2 separate regions of the Mus musculus genome follow, and region 1 is linked to region 2. Evidence: chromatin loops called from intact Hi-C (ENCODE). Cell type or tissue: heart. All regions are shown on one strand. Links, peaks and the distances in the headings refer to the core of each region. The heading gives the core; the rest is flanking DNA.

Region 1 (2,912 bases), core at 194-2,693, 93 kb after region 2:
GTGATCATCTGGGTTTCTAGGATTCTCCATATGCTCTTCACCTACTTGGAACCCATGCCTTCTCCTTTGTGTGGGCAGGTGTAAAAATGGCTTTGGGGCTACTCTCCCTGCTTCAGGGCTGCAGAACCTTTAGTCACTGCTTCATTTTTTTTTTTCTTTCCCTACTTTGGCTCTGGTCATTCCTAGGCCTACCTATGAACTTACTTGTACACTCAAAAGTATCCTGAGCTTTGTCACTCTGTGGCTTACCAAAAACAAAAGCTGAGATTCTTATTTTATTTATTTAATTGAAAGGAAACAAGCTGAGTCATCTACTGAAGCAGTTCACATCTAACTAGGCTAGTTAACTGAATTCGTTAGGGAGCACCATGACTAAACACTCCACTATATAGTGGGCAGCAGGAGATTAGGGTTGGATATAAGGTAACTAAGGAAAACCGCAGCTTTGTCTTGGTAGCTGTGCCTCCCCACTTTGCAGTTAAACATTCATGAAGCTGAAATTTCTCCTGTTTTGTCATAAACTAAGGGGTCAGGGCACTTTCCCAGTTGCAACCCCTACACTAAGGGAGGGTCTGCATCTTTAAAAGACTGACTTCATCATATAATTTGCATTGTGGTTATGACAGGTTACCTATACTGTTCTTTCATTTACTGAAGATTTACCCCATCATCCATTGGCTTGGGAGAGCCAGACTTTGTAGTGATGTTATGGATAGGCACACAACTCAACAAATGTATGCAGAAAAGGTGAAAAAAAAAAAACACAACCAAACCTGTCAGGGTAGGGTTGTCATACCTGATGGGTGAGTGGAAGAACCTAAACCCCGCCAAAATTTACTAAAAGTTCGTAACAGTGTGGGGAAATCTCTGTATCTGCAGAGGTAGAACAAAGTTTCTGGCTGTTCTAGGTACCGGGGCGACTCGATGCTTCACTGCTTCCTTCAGCTGGAGTAATTCCACCAGCTGCTGTTTTGCTCGTGGTTTTGTTTTCTTCGCCGCTTCTACGTGCTACGCGAGCAGCTATCAGCAGGCAGCCCACTCTCTGTGGCACTGTCCTGAATACTTGAAATCTACTTGCTGTCAGAAACCTCTGGGGGATGAGGGCGAGGACAGCAAGAAGAAACAAATATACGAAATATAAGTAGTGGAATCTTGAATACAAGACACAGTAAAGATATGGAGAGGTGTGGAGAGACTAAGGTAGCTAAGGGGAGGAACTGAGCAAGGGCAAACCTAAGTGGTTAATCCGGAGAGAAAGGGTGGGTACAATAGGTGCTACTTAAAATAAGAGGGTCGGGAGAGCGCCAAACGTCAGACGGCGGAGCCAGGCCTGAATCTGTAATCCCTGATCCTGAGTCTGTGTCACCAGAAGCACAAGTTTCCTAAGAGTCTACAGAAAGATCGCCCGTACAGCGCCTTCAAGGTTACCCAGAGCCCATCCTTCCGCCCAGACGCCGGAAACGGAAGTGACCGCGTTGCACACTTCCGGTCCGGCTCCGGGAGGTGGCAGCGGCGTTGCGGACGGTGAGGAAGCTCTGCTCTGACAGCCTTGGGTGCCTGTGCGGTGGGCGGGGCGCTGGGCCCTCGACTGTGGCACAGTGTACCCCTTAGTGGGTTTGTCCTTGGCGAGGGACAGCATCGGCCGACGTTTCTGGCGGGATGCGACACCCTCTAGTGCGGGTCCCTGGGCGGGTTTGGGTTTGTCCTCGGTGTGCGTCCCTCCCATCTCCTTGGTCGGGGCTGCTTCTACCCTCAGAGTTCCCTTTTGCCCCAGAGGCCGGAAATCTGACAGTCCTCAAGCTGCCATTGGAAGCAGATTTGGTGGCGATCCAGTACAGTTTTTTTAGTTTTTGATTCTCTGTGTTCAGGTTTATGAGTGGACTCTTTCTTGCAAAGCTTTTTTGGTTTTGGGTCAGCTTTCCTTTTGCATCTGGCTTGTAACACTGCCACAGGAGTGCCTTTCACCTGTCAGCTGGAGTGGGGGACTCCATGCCAGAGGGATGGTTTGGTATTATGTTTAATACCTAGTCCTGTAAATAGAATTATACAAGTTTTAATGTTTTGGGAATGCTGAAGATAACATGTCAAACTAAAGCAAAAGAAAAAAAAAAAAGCCCGCAGTGAATCAGTCCTGTTAGAAGTGGTTGTGGAATCCTCTTTCTGTGGCCTGCTCAGATTTCCTGTCTGGGTACGAGTAATTTTATAGTCAGAAGATGAAGATGGTGTTTGCAATGCTGTTCCACTTGAATGAAAATGCAAAGAGAGAAATACACAGGGAGAAGCTACATAACTGGAAATGTACAATGGATTTTAGTGGTTTTCTGAGACTACTTGGGAATAGAGTGAAAGATTCCAGAAGGTAGGTCTTTATCACATCTGTGGCTGTTGAGTAGCTGAAATTAAAGGAAACAGTGTTATTAATTCCCTCATTTGCTGGATAGTCAGCAAATAGCCATTGTAGGTCCATGACTTGGATAGTATTAGATATTAGACTAAAGGGTGATTGACCGGGTACATTTGTGCTTAGGGGAAACAAGCTACTCAAGTAAGGACAATAAATTACCTTTTGCTGTCTTATCTTTGTTTTTAGAAGTGTTCAAAAGTAAGAAGTGGTATCTTGGCCACCCAGAGCAATGGTAAGGGAGTATAAGACTCGTGTTTGCCCACTGGGCTGCTGCTGAAGTGTAGGTAATAGTTGTTGCCTTCCAGTGACTAACTACCCCATGGACTTGGGCAGCACTAGGGTGAGCTCCAGAAATGAAAAGCTGATCTTTTATAGGGCTAAGAATTGTGTTAGAGCTGCCTTTGACATAGTCTTAAGTCCCTGTATAAATACTCTCTGTGTGACTGTCTTACGCCTGTGAGATATCCCTGCTTCTCTCTGTTAAGGTAAAATCTTCTTAGCAATTGAA
Region 2 (2,912 bases), core at 188-2,687:
GCTGGTCAACTCAAGTTGGAAGAAGTAGGTTATGCTTTAGGAGGGAGGGACAGGGTACGAAGACAACTGGGTAGGTGTCAAGGATGAGAAACAGATCCGTTAAGGTCCCCTCTGGCCAAGGATGCCACTGAGGCTTTGTTTCCTGTGGTTTCTAGTTTGTGGGATCAGGGAAGGTGCTATATTCTGTGGTGGCAGAGTTAACCTTGTGACCCCTTTATGGGCGTCTCTGGGTGTGCTCCATGGCTCCATCCCTGTCAGTCATCTACCAGACATCGGCCCACACTAGCAGATGACCCTAGTCCAGTGAGGCCAACCAATAAACAATGAAGTTCCTAAGTTCAATGGTAAATGATAACTCCATTTGTGTAGAGGCTACCTGGACCCCTCCATTTATAGCCACTCTTCACCTCTGCTTCATCCCCGTCCTATCCAGCCTCAGTCTGCAGGACTGCCATGTTTGTCCTTCCTGTGCTCACATACATGTCTATACATACATGTACCAAATATGAGTCTCATTGCACATTGAGCCTTCTAATGGCACACCTTAGTACCTGTGCTGTAGTCTTGAATACTACGTCACACTTGTACTATGTTCCTGGGCGGGAGAGATGGCTCAGCGGTTAAGAGCACTTACTGCTATTGCAAAGGGCCTGAGTTCAATTTGCAGCAACCACACGGTGACTCAAAACCATCTGTAATGGGATCTTCTGGTGTGTCTGAAGACAGGTACAGTGTACTCATATACATAAAATAAATCTTTTTTTAAAAAAGGTACCTGCACCAGCAATACGTCTTAGAACCTGCTCCATAGTCCTGAGTACCCCAACACCACACTATTGGTTGAGTACCTGCACTGGATGTATGAGGACCCACCCTGCACACCTGAGGGGACATAGCCACTACATGCCTGAGAACTGACACTGCCGACCTGGGTACCTGCTCATCTGCACTTCACCTAAGAGTGAAGTGACTTGATTGTACATGTGTGAGCTTGTACTACACTCCTGGGAGTGTGCCACACCCAAGAATGAAGTACCTGTGCCACATATCTGGGTGTGGCCGTGCCATAACCCTGAGTGGAGTACATTCCAGAGCCCAGTGCTGTTACTAGGAAGGCCTCGGCTTGGATGACCTGAACTCGGTGTGATTTGGTTGGGCTGCTTCAGAAACGGAAAATGTCCTGGAGTCAGGGTTCCTACTGAGGGAGGCAGAGTGATACGGTGGGCTGAAGGCCGTTTGTGGAGTGGGGACTTTCTTGTTCTCTCAAAGGGGAGGAGGTGGCTCATGGGGTGTAGAACAGTGCCCACCTTAAGAGAAGCGGTGCTTTGAGCCTCCAGTACACCAAACTGCCCAGAACAGCCCCTGCCCTTTAGTAGAGAAAGCTAGGAAGCCTGCCTTGGGAAAACCATTGAGCAGAATGTTTATAGGCTGTGCTCAGCCTGGCCACACGAGGGCAGTGCAATCACATCAGAAACAGTCTCTGCCCATCCTCTCAGGGCATTTGCAGAAACCATAGAAGGCCTAGGGGTTGGCTAAAGGGAAGGGTGGGTGTCTGGAGAGAGTTTCTTGTAGTTTGTGTCCTTTGCTGTTTCCTTTTTGTTGTTCATTCAGATCTGGTTGTTAGTATGTAGTGAATAGATAGCCAATTAGGAAAGTATGATAGAGGAGCTGGCCATGGTGTGAACAATGCCCTGTTAAGAAGGCAGCCATAGGAAGGAGAGACCAGGATATCCACCCTCCCCCAAGCTGACTCGTCATATAAACAGTATACACATGATTAAATGCTTCACAGCTTTGTGTGGTAAGAAACTGGTTGAGACCCTGAAGGTGTCACTCAGATACAAACTTCAGAGAATCCTACATGAAAAAAAAAAATGGTTAAGGTTGTCTATCCCTCCAGATGACAGAGACAAGAAGATCTTGGCGCTTCAACTATAGCCATTTTTACTAACAGTAGGAAGTGTGTCTTTCCCTCCCCTCTACTCTATTATATGGATGAGGTATACCGTCATGTTCCCAAGTACAAACTGGCTCCTGGTCCGTGTCCTGCAAGAAGAAATTTCTTTTAAATGCTTCACCCATGACCTCTGGAAAGTTACGTGTTGTGTTCCTTCCCTCCCAGCAGTTCACTAACAGACCCCCTTGTTCTGTCAGTGACCGTCTGTTCTCCCTCAAGCAATGCTGTCTCCACTTTCTTGAGACGATTCTGATGGCGCTTTACCTTGAGGTTAGGGAGAGAGAGGCCTCTGGGAGTAAAGTGTAGGCTCTGCAAGCACTAGGACCTGAATTTGGATCCCCAACATCCACATAAAAAGCTGTATGTGGTGATGCAGGACTCCTTTTTTTTTTTTTTTTTTTTTAGCTTTTTTTAAAATTAGGTATTTTCCTCGTTTACATTTTCAATGCTATCCCAAAGGTCCCCCATACCCAACCCCCCCAATCCCCTACCCACCCACTCCCCCTTTTTGGCCCTGGCATTCCCCTGTACTGGGGCATATAAAGTCTGCAAGTCCAATGGGCCTCTCTTTGCAGTGATGGCCAACTAGGCCATCTTTTGATACATATGCAGCTAGAGACAAGAGCTCCGGGGTACTGGTTAGTTCATATTGTTGGTCCACCTATAGGGTTGCAGTTCCCATTAGCTCCTTGGGTAATTTCTCTAGCTCCTCCATTGGGGGCCGTGTGACCCATCCATTAGCTGACTGTGAGCATCCACTTCTGTGTTTGCTAGGCCCCGGCATAGTCTCACAAGAGAGAGCTATATCTGGGTCCTTTCAGCAAAATCTTGCTAGTGTATGCAATGGTGTCAGCATTTGGAAGCTGGTTATGGGATGGATCCCTGCATATGGCAATCACTAGAGATGCAGGACTCCTAATGTTGAAAAAATCAGGAAGATCCCTGAGGCTCACTG

What was found. Peaks named below come from ENCODE experiments on the same cell type or tissue, not always from the same donor. Only the 100,000 strongest peaks of a DNase experiment are listed, where the experiment ranks them.
Region 1: a loop joins it to region 2, with 2.4 times the contacts of the local background. A loop is called at or near these places in 31 of 42 quality-filtered maps.

Annotation. Positions count from the first base shown.
Region 1 is chr13:74,207,270-74,210,181 of GRCm38, reverse strand. It overlaps Exoc3 (exocyst complex component 3), which reads left to right and starts at 1,482. Exons shown (of 13, transcript NM_177333.4): 1 at 1,482-1,524. In heart, for the core only: no CTCF peak of the experiment used is centred there; a DNase peak (open chromatin) is centred at 1,491; H3K4me3 peaks cover 2,204 bases; H3K27ac peaks cover 1,507 bases.
Region 2 is chr13:74,299,919-74,302,830 of GRCm38, reverse strand. No RefSeq gene overlaps it. Among named protein-coding and RNA genes, the nearest start is that of Ahrr, 9.0 kb to the right of the region's middle. In heart, for the core only: a CTCF peak has its summit at 1,443 (motif pointing right); a DNase peak (open chromatin) is centred at 1,420.